Linked DNA regions of Homo sapiens: region 1 is linked to region 2. The links are chromatin loops, found by intact Hi-C in ENCODE. Cell type or tissue: HepG2. All regions are shown on one strand.

What was found. Hi-C counts contacts between places; a loop is a spot of excess contacts. Peaks named below come from ENCODE experiments on the same cell type or tissue, not always from the same donor. Only the 100,000 strongest peaks of a DNase experiment are listed, where the experiment ranks them.
Region 1: it touches region 2 in a loop (3-fold over the local background); 3 of 110 quality-filtered maps call a loop at or near these places.

Annotation. Positions count from the first base shown.
Region 1 is chrX:46,182,129-46,190,128 of GRCh38, reverse strand. No RefSeq gene overlaps it. Among named protein-coding and RNA genes, the nearest start is that of LINC01186, 140 kb to the left of the region's middle. In HepG2, no CTCF peak of the experiment used is centred here; DNase peaks (open chromatin) are centred at 3,398 and 4,018.
Region 2 is chrX:46,316,811-46,324,810 of GRCh38, reverse strand. No RefSeq gene overlaps it. Among named protein-coding and RNA genes, the nearest start is that of LINC01186, 6.9 kb to the left of the region's middle. In HepG2, no CTCF peak of the experiment used is centred here; DNase peaks (open chromatin) are centred at 4,320 and 4,830.

The sequences.
Region 1 (8,000 bases), 130 kb after region 2:
ACTCTTTAACCACACCGGCTTTTTTACTGTGCTTCTAGCATACTAAATATGCTCATTCCTCAGGACATTTACACTTGCTGTTCCCTCTGTCTGGAAGGTTCTAACTATCCACATGACTTACTTCCTCACTTCATTCTGAGCTTTGCTCAAAAATTCCCTCCATGAACAGGCCTTTTGTTACCAGGTACATAAAATCACACTGCCATTATTCTTCTTCTCCCGACCTTGCTTTATCTTCCTTCATATCAATAACTGTGATATTACCTGTGTATTTTCTTTGTGTAGGACTTCCTAACATTTTCTCCATCGTGGCACGCTGAGAAAATGATCCTATTTGAAGAGCATGCTGGAGAAAATGGAGGAGGGCAATTGTGTTTGGTGTCAGTAAAGCTGAGGTTAGGGAGAGGCTCCAGCCTCCACGAGAACCTTAATGGATGAAACACATCTGTCACTCATCTGACTCTTGTTGACATCTGTCCCTCCACCAGAATGCTAGTCCCATGATCATGGGTATTTTATTCACTGCTCTGTCTCCAGTCTTTCTTGTTTTTGCAGTTGCAAGATTTAATAGAGTTAAAACAGAGCTCCTATACAAGGGAGGGGACCCAAAGGGGGTTGCCCCACCCAGCTCGAATGCCTGGGGTTTATATCCCAATCATTGTCTCTCTCCCTGTGCTCTCAGATGATAGATGATTTGACTATTTCTTTACCTCCTGCTTTTAGCCCAATTCGTATTTTAGTGAGCCCTCTTTACTACCTGGTTGGTGGGGTGTGAGCTGAGTTACAAGCCCCATGTTTAAAGGTGGGTGCAGTCACCTTCCCCACCTAGGTTTAGGAATTCTTAGTCGGCCTAGGAATTCCAGCTAGTCCTGTCTCTCAGTCCCCCGTCTCAACAGGAAAACCCAAGTGCTGTTGGGGAGGTTGGCCAACGACCGCTCTAAATGCTTCCTGCATTTAGAGCATATTGGGGCATAGTAGGGGTCAAGCTGTTGAGATTTCCTCCAGAGGGGTGCCTTTGATGTCATCAGCATTGGAGCATGGGCTAGCAGGCCGGTCCAGGGGTCCGAAGTAGATCTTAGTCATGGACTGCATCTGGGCTCCATTTGAAGAACAATTTGTAGTTTTACAGCTTTGATTCTGGAAGAGACAAACTTAACAAGGAAGTTAAAGATACAGGGATTGAAATGTATGGCCTGAAGTGCAGGGGCACATGGGTGTGGGTGGTGAAAGTGGGGTTTCCTTTAGAAAAACCCCTATACGATGGGGCATCAATATTTCTGGGAAGCTCCATTCTCCATAGAAGCTCTTGGTAAGGGGAGCTACTGGTAGTACAGCAGCATGGAGAAGGAGCAGTGAGAGTGAAAGGGGGTAAGAGAACAGTAAAAAGAAAAATATGACAAGGTAGGGCCATGGGGATCTACGATTCTAGTTACTTTCCTCACGGTTGTCGCTTGAAGAGCAGGCGCAGATCCTCTAGAGGTTCACAGGAATAGCTAGTGTTGTCTCCTGGATTTTCAGTTTCGTTTGGTAGTATCCAGGGTTTGACTTGAGTGTGATGTATCCAAGACTCCACTCCAGCCACTTTAACCACGGTTGGGGTAGATAAAATGACTGGGTAGGGTCCTTCCCAGGATGTATCTAGGGATGGGGAATTAGAGGGAAGGGACTTGACTAATACCATGTCTCCAGGGTGGAAAAATTCCTTTCCCTCCTCTCGGGGACAGGTTCCCTGTAATGTTTTAAGAACTTGTTGATATTTGGCTAAGGAGGTGATGTCTGCAACTAAGTTGGCCATCTCTCAGTCAAGCACAAAGTCATTGGTTAAGAAGGGCCATCCATACAGCATCTCGTGTGGACTAAGTCCTGCTTTTTGGGGAGAGTTTCAGATTCTTAGTAAGGCTATAGGCAACAGAGCAGACCATGCGAGGTGGGTTTCCTGGGTTAGCTTTTTTAGATGTCGTTTGAGTGTTTTGTTCTTTTTCTCAACTTTTCCTGAGGATTGTGGCCTCCGGGAACAGTGTAAGTGATATTGTATGCCTAACGCCTGGGATACTCCCTGGGTTACTGCAGCCTTGAAAGCGGGGCCATTGTCACTCTGTAAGGCTCGGGGAAGTCCGAATCTGGGAATTATTTCATGAACTAGTGCCTTTATTACCTCTTGGGCCTTTTCTGTCCTACAAGGCAAGGCCTCTGCCCAACCAGTGAAAGTATCTACCCAAACTAGTAGATACTGAAATCCCTGAGATTTGGGCATGTGGGTAAAATCTAGTTGCCAGTCTTCTCCTGGGTAATGGCCTGTTCTTTGTTCTCCTGAAGGAGCTTGGTGATAAGGCAGGGGATTATTTCTTTGGCACACTTCACAGGCCCTGACTATCTGCTTGATAGTTTTGAAAAGGCCTGGTCCAGTAAATAATGATTTGGCCATCTGATGGGTGCTGTCAATGCCTAAGTGAAAGGTCTGGTGAAGGCTTTTAAGTAATTTCCATTGGTTAGCTGCAGGCAAAAGTATTTTTCCTTCTTCGGTGGCTAGCCATCCTGAGGGGAGGAAACTATGTCCTCATGAACTTCCCCATTCTATTTCTTCTGCTGAGTACTGGGGCTTGTTTTCCCAGAGAGGATTACCCCATACTAGGAGTCCTTCTATAAGCATTTCTAATGGAGGGTCCTGCCTTGCGGCTCTTTTGGCTTCAATATCCGCTTGGCGGTTCCCTTCTATTTCCTTTTCCTTTCCTTTCTAATGCCCCTGGCAGTGTAAGACTGCCACCTCTTTAGGTTTCTGTACAGCCAATAATAATCTCCTGATGTCTTCCTGATGTTTGATAGGTGTTCCCTCAGAAGTTAGGAATTCCCTTTCTCTCCATATTGCTACGTGGGCTTGGAGGACTAGGTGAGCATACTTAGAATCTGTATATATATTTACTCTTTTCTTTTCCCTAATTCTAGTGTATAATGGCTCCTGCTTTTGCTAGAATGTCTCTTCCTAACAAAGGAGTGGGGCTTTCAGGCATAATTAAAAAGACATGTGAAAAGAGTAAAGTTCCCCAGTCACAACTTAGTGGCTGGGAGAAGTTATCTAGTGACTGCCTGTCCTAGGACCCCTTGGATAGTGACAGATCTGGAGGACAGTTGTCCAGGACAGAGGAGTATGACTGAGAAGGCTGTGCCAGTGTCCAGGAGGCAGTTAACCTCCTGGACCTCAATGGTCATGCATACCCAGGGCTCTGTGAGGGTGATGGCATGGGCTGGCACTTGCCCCGGGCACCCTCAGTCCTGCTGCTGGATCATCTGATTAGTGGCTTCTGACTCAGAGGACCTTCGTCCCCTGGGGCAGTGGGCCTTCCAGTGATTCCTTTGACAAAAGGGGCATGGACGAGGGGGCCGCTTATTTCTATTCAGTCTGTCCCCAGTCTTTAAAAGAAAGCCTGATACATAGTACATGCTAAATAAATATTTGCAGAATGAGTAAGTTGCATCATGAGTGTTTCTCCTTATCATTAACAACCTATAAACATTTTAAAGACTTTTTGATCTTTTGTCATATTTTATTTAACCGATTCTCTATTATTGTACTTGTGGGGGTTTTTGGATTTGGTTTAAATATAAAACCTTGTCTCCTTAAAAATAAATTGTTGAGGACTTGGAAGGAATCATATGCAAGTCTTTCACCATTTCAACTTGGATGCACAGATAAACATCATGCCCTAACGAATCCTGGTATGTATGTTCCTGGGACAATCTGAAACATCTCTGGGCACGTTTAGTGTATCATTTAAAAGGAATGAGACTTGGTACCTGTCAAGTTCTCTGTAAATCTCACGTCTAACATGAACCACATAAGAATTCCACCAGCAATTTTTTTACTTGATAATCACTTCTAAAACAGAAACTTGGATTAGAATCAGGAAGGGATGTAAAAGAGAATGAATACATGAGGAGCAGACAGAAGGGAGATGCTGCTGGTGAAACTGGACCCTATTCCCTCCCAGTGATAGAAGAAGCTATGTAGACTGGTGTACTTTATGAATGCCATAGGCATTTTTCTCATTCCTGATGAGCAAGGTGGAAGGTTAGGTCCTTCTAAATTGTACCTGTGTGCTAGGCCAGTTAATCAAAATGTATGTACAGGACAAACACCCAAACACATTTTGTAACATTCAATCCATCCCTGATGACACAGTTGTCTTAACCATCAGAATGTCAGCGACCTGTGGAAATTTATGTGTTTATGTACATTTTCTTACAAGAATTGTTCTTACTCAGGAATGGGTGTAAACACCAGAAAGATTTTTTGATAGATATACTGTTAAGGGCATGAATCAAGAACCTCTGAACTCAAATCCTAGTTCTTCCGCTTACAAATGTATGATCTTGGACAAGTTACTTAACTTTTCAATATCTTAGATTTCCAAGGATAATGAATGTGTTACACACAATATTAGAAAATGAGATAAAGACTCTTAGGGCTTTACTGGTAATGTAACTTCCAACAGGATGAAGAAATAGATTTTTCTCTCCCTCTTTTTCAAAATTCTCACTCTACACTTTACAGCTAAATTTCTCGCAGCATGTTCCACAGAGCATGTGTTCCAAGACATGCTCAATAAAAAAGGATTACTATATACTAACTTCTCTCTTAGAGATTTGTCAAGCCAATTAGCATGCTGAAGGCTCAAGGAAATGTACACTAGAGAAAATTGGTTGACTTTGTTTAATTTGGTATTTCCCAGTCTAATTTAATGAGGAATTTTTTCTTATGATACCTCTTACTAGCTTTTCGAATGACTGTGATGAAACATATTATTAGAGTGGATCTCCTAAGGCTCCATCAGAACAGAGGATCACTGAATTTAGGAGAAATAAAGAGAATTCACAGTGAAGGTGTAATATCTCATCTAGAAAACTGGAGGTCCTAGATAATTTATAGACATGCATAGCTTGTAATGAAGTGACAATATGGCCTCCAATGTTTTAATAATCCCAAATAATTATTAATTTTATATCTCATTAATTTTTTTTCTGCTTGATATCTTTTTGTTTGTATCAGCCTCTTCTGTCATATTTTGGCTTGTTACTTATCTTTTATTTTCTCAAGTATCAACTCTTGATTCATTCAGTGTGGGTGTATATGGGTGGAGTCTCCCTTCTTCACAAAACCCCTAGGTAGTGCAGTTTTTAATAGTGGTGACTCACGAATGACAAGACTAGGAACACTTTTTAAGCATTGATTATAATGAGAGAGCAGCAAGTTATTGCTTGATGAAGTTGGATTTATTAATAGATGAGATAATCCAGTTGTTACAAAAAGTCTGACTTGTAGTTTCTTCGAAACTTCTTATAATCCTCCCTTATTTATTTACCTTTAAAATTTTTTTCTGAATCCAATCCCATCACCATAAAACTCAGAGAAACTTCTGCATCAGCACTTGATAGCTTTCCCAGAAAAACAAAGAAAGTGAATTAAAAAATATAGGCTAGCAGACCAAAAGTCCAAGTAAGACAGGAAAAATATAAAGTTCTCCTTCATCCCTCTGTGCCTCCCACAAAAAAGACCATAAAAAGGAACGTGCAAACCTTAACCCTTGTCCTCATACAAATAAGAGAAAAGCAGGAAAGAGGAATAACAAAGACATGTAAGCGCAAAATAGGAAAGGTAAATTTGAGAATTGCTAACAAATATTTTGTAACATAAAGGAAATTGTAAAATTATATAAATATGTCTGAAAAGAGAAACTGATAGAGTAAAAAATGTTTTTGACCCTTCCCCCACTAATAGATGGGGAAGAAAATCTTTTCATTGCTGATACCAAAAGACAAAGACTGCTATTGAATGTTTCATTTTTCCCCTAAAATAAGGTTGTTGTTTGCAGAAACTGGAATGGGCACCCCCTCCTCACAAAAACAAACTGAAAATAAATAAAAATAATGCACTGTAGCCTTGTCACATCAGGACCTATACAATTCCAATCTGTAATGGGGCTTTTCTCTAAATATTATCCATTAATTTGTTTCTAGTAATGTTCAATTAGGTTATTTGGACCAATCTTTTTGCAGGGAGAAAACCCTATATATTATGGATAAAATGCAAGAAATAAAATGTTTTTAAAAAACATTGAAAAGCTGAAAGAGAGTGAAGAATTTCTAGGGCAAACTTGAAGGGAAAGCAGGAACCCAGAGAGGTACGGGGAGCCCAGAGGCCATTGAAGGTCTTTGCCAATCTGGAGAAATTGGAACTTTAACAGCCAAGGTGACATCGCCTGCCCAAGGTGGGGAGTCTAAGAGGAGATCTTCTCCATTTTAAGCTGAAATTCCAAAGGGCTCTACCGTTCAGTCAGGGTGAAGCAGAAGTAAATTGGGCTTTGAATGTACTGTTAGCTGAAATTGACATCTTTTGAAATGCCAAAACAAGCCCAAACCCCTCAAGCGTTGAATTTAGTCTGAGTGATTTTGAACAGATAGTGTCTTCAGATATTTGGCTTTAGCAAATGTGCATTTTCTTTTGAAGAAGTACCTTTCATACCAGAACTCAAATTTTTTCCTACAAATAATTTTTCAAAAATATTTTAGCATCAAACAGTGCTATTCACACAAAAAGAAAGCACGGTGCATGAGGACAAACAGAAATAATAGACAACAAAACAAAATTCACGAAGTCTCCAGATACTGGAATTATCAGTCAAGGGTTGTAAAACAACTATGCTTTCAATATTTACATAAATAAAAGACAAAGTATCTGTGCAAACAGGAAACCTTATAAAGTGACAACAGATTTGGAAAAGAACCAGATTTCCAACAGATTTGGAAAAGTTATAACTTCTAGAAATGAATATATATATGGATATATGATAATGTATAAAATTATTAGCAGATTACTCATGGATAAAAAGATAACTGGTGAATTTGAAAATAAGTCTGAAAAAATTATCCAGAATTCAACACAGAGAAAATAAAGGATGGAAAATAAAACAAGAGATTAAGAGACATGGGGTGATAGAGAGAAAACATCTAACAATCATTCGTGTAGAATCCTAAAGTACAATAGAGAGAGAATGAAAATATAGTAAAAATTTTCTACAGCTGATGAAATACATTAACCCACAATTCCAGAAGCCCCTTAATTTCAAGTGAGATATTTAAAAATATTTCTACCTACCCCTAACAGTGAAAATGAAGAACAGCAAAGACAAAAGGAAAACAAAAATGTAGGCCCAGAAAATAAGACAGATGACATTCAAAAGAGTGGCATTTATACTGATAGTTGACCCCTCAATAGCAGCAATGGAAGGCAGATGGAAGTGAATTGATCTTTTTCAATGTATTGAAAGAAAGTAACTACAGTCTAGAATTATACACCAAGAGAAAATGTCTTTGAAGAATGATAGCAGAATGAATACATTTTCATATTAAGAAATTGAGAAAGTTTTTCATCAGGAAAAAGTACAAACGATAAAGCATGAAGGATATACTTCAAGAAGAATAAAAGTGAGATGGAAAATATGAGACGTGAAAAGGAAATAAGAGCAAAGAAAATGGCAAATATATGGGTAAATCTAAAAGAAAGTTGAATGTATAAAATAATGCCTTGAAAGATTATCAAAAAACAATTAAAACACATTATAAAAGTTAAAGCTCCTTGAAGTAATTAATGAGTTTTACAAGGTTCTAGGATATAAAGATAATATACAAAAATACATTATCTTTGTAGGTATAAGAAATGAACTATTGAAACCCACAATTTTTCAGCATACCATTTAAAATAGTTATAATAAAAATGAAACACTGTATCTTTGTACCCATTGACCAACCTCTCCCCATCCCCTCCCATCTTACTCTCCCTGGTTTCTGGTAACCACTATTCTACTCTCTACTTCCTTTTACTTTTTTGAGACAGAGTTTCGCTCTTGTTGCCCAGGCTGGAGTGCAGTGGGGCTATCTCAGCTCATTGCAACCTCCATCTCCTGGGTTCAAGTGATTCTCCTGCCTCAGCCTCCCAAGTAGCTGGG
Region 2 (8,000 bases):
GCTTCAGCAACTGAAGTTGAAACTGCCTTTGCAAAAATTATAACAGTCAGAAAATTATGACAGTGAAAGAGGTCTGATCCAACCAACTCTATCTTGCCTTTAACCTCCAAATTGCCCTTGATCAAGGCATGGGCCAAGCTAACTTTGGGAGAAATTTATAATTTAAATGATAATAGCCCTCCCCAAAACTAAACTGTCTTTGTAAAACTAATGAAAGGCCACCAGGTTGGGAGGATGATTGGGGCCTGAATTCCACTAAGATGTAGGCATAAATGATTACCGGCCATTATTCTGGAGGCCACAAGGTTTGCAACTTCCGCAATTACTCCTGTAAATAACATCACTATTGTAGAACCTAACATTGGCCTTTTGAGATGTCTTTTCAGATTTTTGCATTTCAGATGATCCAATGGCCCCATCTAGACTGGAGACACCAACTCATGACTCAGCTGGCCTTGTGGCCCACACCCAGAAGTGGACTCAGTGCATGAGGACTATTTTCCACACTCCTATGATAGCATCCCCAACCAATCAGCAGGACCATTTCCTAGCCCCTTGCCCACCAAACTATCTTTTAAAAAACCTGGCTGGGCGCAGTGGCTCACACCTGCAATCCCAGCACTTTGGGAGTCTGAGGTGGGTGGATCACGAGGTCAGGAGTTCAAGACCAGCCTGGCTAAGATGGTGAAACCCTGTCTCTACTAAAAATACAAAAAAAATTAGCCGGGCATGGTGGCAGGCACCTGTAATCCCAGCTACTTGGGAGGTTGAGGCAGAGAATTGCTTGAACCCAGAGGCGGAGGTTACAGTGAGCCGAGATCACTCCACTGCACTCCAGCCTGGATAACAGAGCAAGACTCTGTCTCAAGGAAAAAAAAAAACAACCTAGCCTCCACATTTTCAGAGAGGCTCGTTTGAGTAATAATAAAACTCTGGTCTCCCATTTAGCTGGCTCTTCTTGTATTAAACTCTTTTTCTATTGCAATAACCCTGTCTTGATAAATTAGCTTCATCTGGGAAGCAGGCAAGAAGAACTTATTGGATGGTTATATAGTGGGCTTCTAGCATGGCCTAGAGATGCAGAGGCCATGGCAGATAAAGCCAACTTCCTCCAACTGAGTAGAGGACTCAGGGGCCCAGAGGAGTCAGAAGGGGAGATGGGAGCCAAGGATGAGGAAGAACTCCTGGAAAGGCCTGAGAAAGAAGGACCCTAAGTTTAGCATCTTAGGTCCCGAAAAATGGCTGAAGGAGAGGAAAAGATGGAGAGAAAGAGTATTGTGACATGAACCTGCCCCTGTGCCTCGAGTTCCTGGGAGTTTCTTGTTAGCTTCTGTGTCCTGTTTTTCTGTATCCTCTGCAAAGGAAAGATGAAATCTGTTGCCACATAGGCGATGGGGTTCAGGACACACTACTCCAAAAGATGGCATCTTGTCATATTGAAGAAAATAGCAGAAACTGGACCATTGGTCTTACCTTTCCCCATACTTCTCCCCTGAAGTGGATTATAAAACCTAGGAAGGACTCTCTGACTGAGACGGTTTGGCTGTGTCTCCACCCAAATCTCATCTTGAATTGTAACTCCCACAATTCCCACATGTCATGGGAGGAACCCAGTGGGAGGTGATTGAATTATGGGGGCGAGTCTTTCCTGCACTGTTCTTGTGATAGTGAATGAGTCTCATGAGATCTGATGGTTTGATAAGGGGAAGCCCGTTTTGCTTGGCTCTCATTCTCTCTCTTTGCCTGCCACCATCCACGTAGGATGTGACTTGCTCCTCCTTGTTTTCCAACATGATTGTGAGGCCTCCCCAGCCACGTGGAACTGTAAGTCCATTAAACCTCTTTCTTTTATAAATTGCCCAGTCCAGGTATGCCTTTATCAGCAGCATGAAAACCAACTAATACACTGACCTTCCCCTAAAGTAGGTTATATGACCCTCATCTGACAGATGCCCTCCTTAGACCTACAGGGAAGGAAAAAGCATCCTTATCTCTGAAAATGGAGGAACACAGAGAAAAATTCAAACAAACAGGCCTCGTTAAGTCCCTGCCCCATTTATTACCATTAGATAATATTCTTTGTCCTATCATATTTCTCCATGACTGTTCATTCTTCATCAAACCTAGAATAAAAACACTCAAATGTACCTGTTTCTTTGGTCTTCATTTCCTTATGAAGGCTCTCATGTCACGTAAAACTTATTTGAAATAAACCTGTATGGTTTTCTGATTAAGCTGCTTTTTGTTACAGGCCATAAACCTAGGATAGGTAGAGAAAAGGATATTTTTCCTCCCCTACATTGATCCAGATGCAATCACCACCATTAGCAGTGCTTGCTTGACTTTGACTGCTCAAGAAAAGTTAGTGGATTTGCACCCACTCACCCACTCCCATCCCCATTTCTATGAAACACATGATTTAGCATTGTGCTAGAAGAGCAGAGATTTGAGCTCTTCTTAGAGGCCGCTCTAGCATGCTGCTTCTTCTGAGAGATAGCAAGTAAGACCCTCATGGCCATGCATCCAAGGTTTGCTGCCTTGAGGGCCACTGCTTTTTACCTTTACATTGCTGCCTTACTAAGTCCCAGCAGTCCAGGAAAATTTCCTGGATTCAGACGTTCCGATTATTCTGAAAATTTATTTTTCCTGCCCTCCACTCACAGAACTGCTTAGACAGAGTGACTATATACCATTGACTGTAAATTCATGATCAATTAAAGAAAATAACTTCTCTAATCCAAGTCCAAAGGCTGATAACAGAGGCCCAGGGACTCCTGAGCTATCAGAGGGAGGCACTAGGCTAGTCTCCCAGTGAAATCAAGCAAAGAGAGAAATCATTAGAGGAGCCATGTTTATTGTTTGAATTTTATGAATACATAGAATTCTATGAATCAAAAAAGGGAAGTTCACATTGGTTCTGTGCAGCATGTGATAAACCACAGCATTGCTATCTACATTTTTTTTCTTTCTTTATGATCAGTAGCCTCTCAATAAAGTGGATATTTTGAGTGTTGCAGTACCAGATACAGACATAGGTTGTAAAGAAGAAGAGTTTTTCCACTTGTTAAAGAGATAGGAGTAAAGCAGCAAAAGTCTGGAACATTTCTGGGGGTATATTGCTTATCAGAGTGTTCAGTTATTCTAAGGCCAACTTCATTTTCTATGGTTTTTCTTAAGAAAACATTTGTGAAAATATCCAATTATGAGTACAAACTACCTCCCATGAATTATCTGTGATGTCTATACTGATTCCCCATGGATGTTTATATAGCCAGATGTTTGAAATCTTGGGCACCATCTCCTCTGACATAAACAATTTTCTGTGAAACCTTCCATGTTAACCAGTGGTACCTGATTCTCAAATCTGATGTAAATCTAGCATATACTCTTCTCCCACACAATGTCTTTGACTGTAACTGTTTTGCTATTATACTGAAAGTACACACTCTTTTCTCCTAACCATGGGCCCCAATTCCCACAAGATGAGGACAAACTACAGAGTAGCAGAGGGAAAAGACCATTGCTTTTCCTCTTTGAAGACTTTCTATGAAATTTCATCTTTCTGCTCTGCGGATGGCGTTTTATGTTGGGAAAATAGTAGAACTCATAATTTGGTCTCCTGGACTTAATTTCTAATTACTTCATATTGGTGACTTTTTTTTAACCTCAAAGAGGAAAACGGCAAGCCCTAAATGCCTGTTTTTCTCCTTTTTTGGCCCAAGTGGGTAACTGAGGCTCAGTTTACATACATCAAATTACCAAAATGCTGTCTTGTATATAGTTTTGAAAGATAGAGATGGGTTTGTAATGTTTTTCAGACCTGATTCAGAGCTCAATTTAGTTTTTCTTTTGGTATTCAGGCTATTATATTCGTCATAAAAACAGGCACTGTGTGTGCCTTAGTAAATAATTTATAACTTTCCCCATAACTCAGGGGAACCCACCATAGTCTGACTGTCTGCCTTTTACCTTCTCATCTCTATACCTCCAGGTCTCTAGTGATCATAAAAGTGATCGAAGCCCTGATCTGATTTTTATCACAAAGCCATTCTTCTTTGTGGGTACTTTGGTTCTGGAGACAGAGAATCATGAGATCAGATAAAGCCATGTGGAGGGCTGAAAGTTGGCTGGAATGGCGCTTGGGGCCCAGTTTATGCTGTTGGAGCATTTCCTGTGTGCCCTTTGAAACCTCTGAACTCAGCTCTTCAAAGTGAGAGCTTTGTCTTTCCGCTGAACACATATATTTGCTACTTATTATCTTTCTCTTGCCATCTCCACCCTTACTTGACTCAGCCAACATCGATATATCAAAGCAAAAGCATTGCTCTGACTGAGTCATAAGTTATACTTTTACCTGACATTATCTGGCTGTGTAGAAATGAAAGCATAAAAATAATGGAGGTTTTGTGTACAGGTCTACACACACACACACACACACACACACACACACACACACACACACACACACACGTCTTCTTCTTTGCTTCACTTATCATGCTCTCACTACTTCCACTGTTTCTCTCCCCAACTCCTGCCCACTCCCACTCATAGCAGTTTATTAAAGAAGTATGTTTTCTCATGAGCCAATTGGGTAATTTTTCAAGTTGAACCCCATTAACATTATAAATGCCGTTATAAATGCTTGTTTTTCAAAAATTTGTCTTTCCAAAACTTTGTTCTGGGTCAGAAAATTTATTTCTCTTTAGAGAGCCAGTGTTGCATGAGGAAATTGAAGCTGATCTCTGGGTGTGTGTTTGTGCTAATTTGCTGTACAATCAAATACAGATATAGGTTAATAAATGCTGTTCTTTGATCTGTTGCTACAAAGGATTCATTGTAAATACATTACTAGATAAGTAAGTTAGAACTTTGTAACTGTCTCTTGCAAACGGTGCCCCATGCCACCCATTAGCATGTGCAAGAAGTGATACATTTGGCTTCAGCCTGCCTGGGTTTTACTTTGCTGATTTGTTTATTTTTAAAATAGTTACCCATAGTATACTTCCATTTGGGGTGTCCTCATAGAAGGATAGCACTCAGGCAGAGAAATAGCCCAAAAAAACAATAACAGCACCAAAAACTTGGTAGCAAGAATTTAATAAAACCAAGGGAGGCCAATGTTTCTATAGGTAACCATTTAACATTTGTCATTATGTGTCTAGCTCTAGCCAAGGCATTGCAAAGAATGCAAAAAGACATGATCAAAGGCCTCAAGATGTTTACAGTCCTGTTAGGGGATGAAGGTATTGGAGTGAATCACATTCACTAAAATGGGAATAAAGACTTCTACCTTAAAATCATGGTGTTTTTCAGGGAATCAGAACTAATATGATATGACTGGAGTTAATATGTTATTGTGGGGGATGGGGAGGAGTAGACTATTGGTAGTTGTGGCTACAAATTTGGCAGGATTCAAATATTGAAAGGGATTTGTATGTCAAGCTAAAGAATTATAATTTTTCTCTATAGACAATGGGGGAATTAACCACCGAAGAATTTTGAGTTGGTGAATGACATAAAAAGATTTGTATTTTAGAAAAATAACTGGCATGTTGCGGGGTGTGAAATGAAGTAAAAGAAGTCTTCAGTTGTGAAGTTACATGTCCATTGAGTCTAGCAGATACCAAACAATCACATCAAAATCCTGAAATAATAATAAATAAAGAATTCTACCTTGTCTGTCTCAGTGATTGTACGTGGAGGTATGTTTCTTTTTACTCATAAGTGTACAGTCTGTGTAATTAAGTGGCAAAGCCATTTGAAAAGGTCACTGTTTAAATCACAGGACTTATCTAGGTGTGACAACCCACGGTGATGAGAGATTTAGAGCCAGTCTCTACTGAGTGCTGATGTGGGGCTGATGTGGACTCTAGGAGGCTTTGTGGGAGAACAGGGTAAAGGCTTTGGTTCTGGAGAGAAAGTGATATGCCCTCAACTATGTATTTCAGGTTTCCATGGTCAGCATCTAGGCCTTCCTGCTATTATCTGCCTTGTGAGACTGGAGGACAAACTGGAAGCCAAGAGATACAATCCCAAAGTTGCTTGAGTGTCAGACAAATAAAAGAAAAACATTTTCCTTCCTTCCTTCCTTCCTTCCTTCCTTCCTTCCTTCCTTCCTTCCTTCCTTCCTTCCTTCCTTCCTCTCTCCCTCCCTCCCTCGCTCCCTTCCTCCTTTGCTCCCTCCCTCTCTCCCTCAGTCCTTTCCTTCCTCCATCCCTTCCTTCTGTTGTGGAAGAAAAAACGTTTCCTTTATCGTCTTAGGTTCAATACCTGGGACTTGCAAATTAAACTGACAAAAGACAAATTAGCGGGAGAAAAGGTACAGTTTTTATTTAGTATTTTTATGTACATGACTGTTCGCAGAAAAGAAGTCTCAAAGAAGTGGTTATAATGAGGGCTTATATATCATTTTTATGAAGGGCAATAAATTGTGAGAAAGTGGCTAGAAAAAGCAAAGAGAGTTGGAGCTTCTAGGGGTGATAAATTGTGGGAAAGTCACTAGGAAATATATGGGGGGAACTAATAGAAGAGAAGGATTATTTTAGTAAATTCTGTTTATGCAGACTGATCTCAGCATCAACTCCCCATCTTCAGTGATAAGAGTTATGCTTCTCTTCCTGATAAAGGGAGGGCACCTTTTTCATGATAAATTTATGCCCTACTTTTATGCAGACAAAAGGGAGGCAGAGAACTTTTGCAGCACCAGTTGATTCTCAATTGCTTTCAGCTCAAAATAATCCTTATGCCGAAATAGCATATTTTATGGTGGCATATCCTGATCCCCTTCACTTCCAACCTTTTTTTTTTTTTAAAGATGCATTGGGTGTGAGGTGTGCTTTTGGGAAAGTATGGATTACATAATTCCTAACACAGGCTGGTTTGTATTCCATGGATAAAGACTCCAACCCTCAGATCCCATTTAGATGACATCCTTGCTAAGTCAGCCTTCAACTGCAGGTCTTTCACATAAGCCAAACTGATCATCTAAGTGATAAGGCATGTGAGAATATTTATAATCCACAAAGTGCTAAGAAAATACAAATTATATGGTTTCACTTTTTACATTATTAAAATAAATCATTTAAAAAGGATTTCTCTGCTGCTTCCTATAAATAAAGGCAGCATTGCCCTCCTCCCCCGATCTGTTCCTACTGTGGGTCATGGGAGGAAAGATGGAGCCAGCGAACTGACTTCTCGCTCACAGTGAAAATCAGAAGAGGTCCAATACTTCTCTAGCCTGAATCAGTTGACTTTCATTTGTTTTTATTTTTTCTTGTTTGCCTTGATCTACATTGCAATCAGTATGCAAATGTGTGCAACACACTCTCAGGAGCAAACTCACTCAACAAAGCATATTGGGCTACATCATTGCTATAGTGATAACCTTGAATCTGCTCTAATCTGTGAAGGAGCACATCATTGGGACACTTCCACGCTTTGTTATTGTTAACAAATTACTTATGACTCACCTCATAAATGACCCTAACAATACCTGTGATTGTGACTAACTGTTCCCAGCCTCAGCCTGGTGATCAGGAAGAGAATTGTTCTGTTTTCCTTTGCATTGATTCCAGTTCTGGGAGGCTTCCAGATCCTTTTAGTTCAATAGATTTCTACTTAATTTCACTATACTTAGGCACTCAGATGGGCTCAGGAGATACAGATGTAAATCACGCCTGCTTACCACCTTCCTCATGCTCACCACCTTCCTCATGCTCACCGTCTAGTGAGGAAGTGCTTCCATAATGCTTTTCCTAGCTGTCTCTCTACCTTTCTTTTATTGGTCCTTCTGGTCCCAGGTTTCTCTTTTCCCCCCACCATGGAGATTCCAGCAAATCTTGTAGGAAACCTTTCAGAAGTGTCTGAGACTCCTCTTTGCTCTCACAGCCCTCTGGCTTTATATTTATTTACCAAGATACATTGTACTGCATCTTACTCTATATGCCAGGTGCTGTGCGCTTAACCCTGCTTAATCCTCACAACCCTATGAAGTAAGTGCA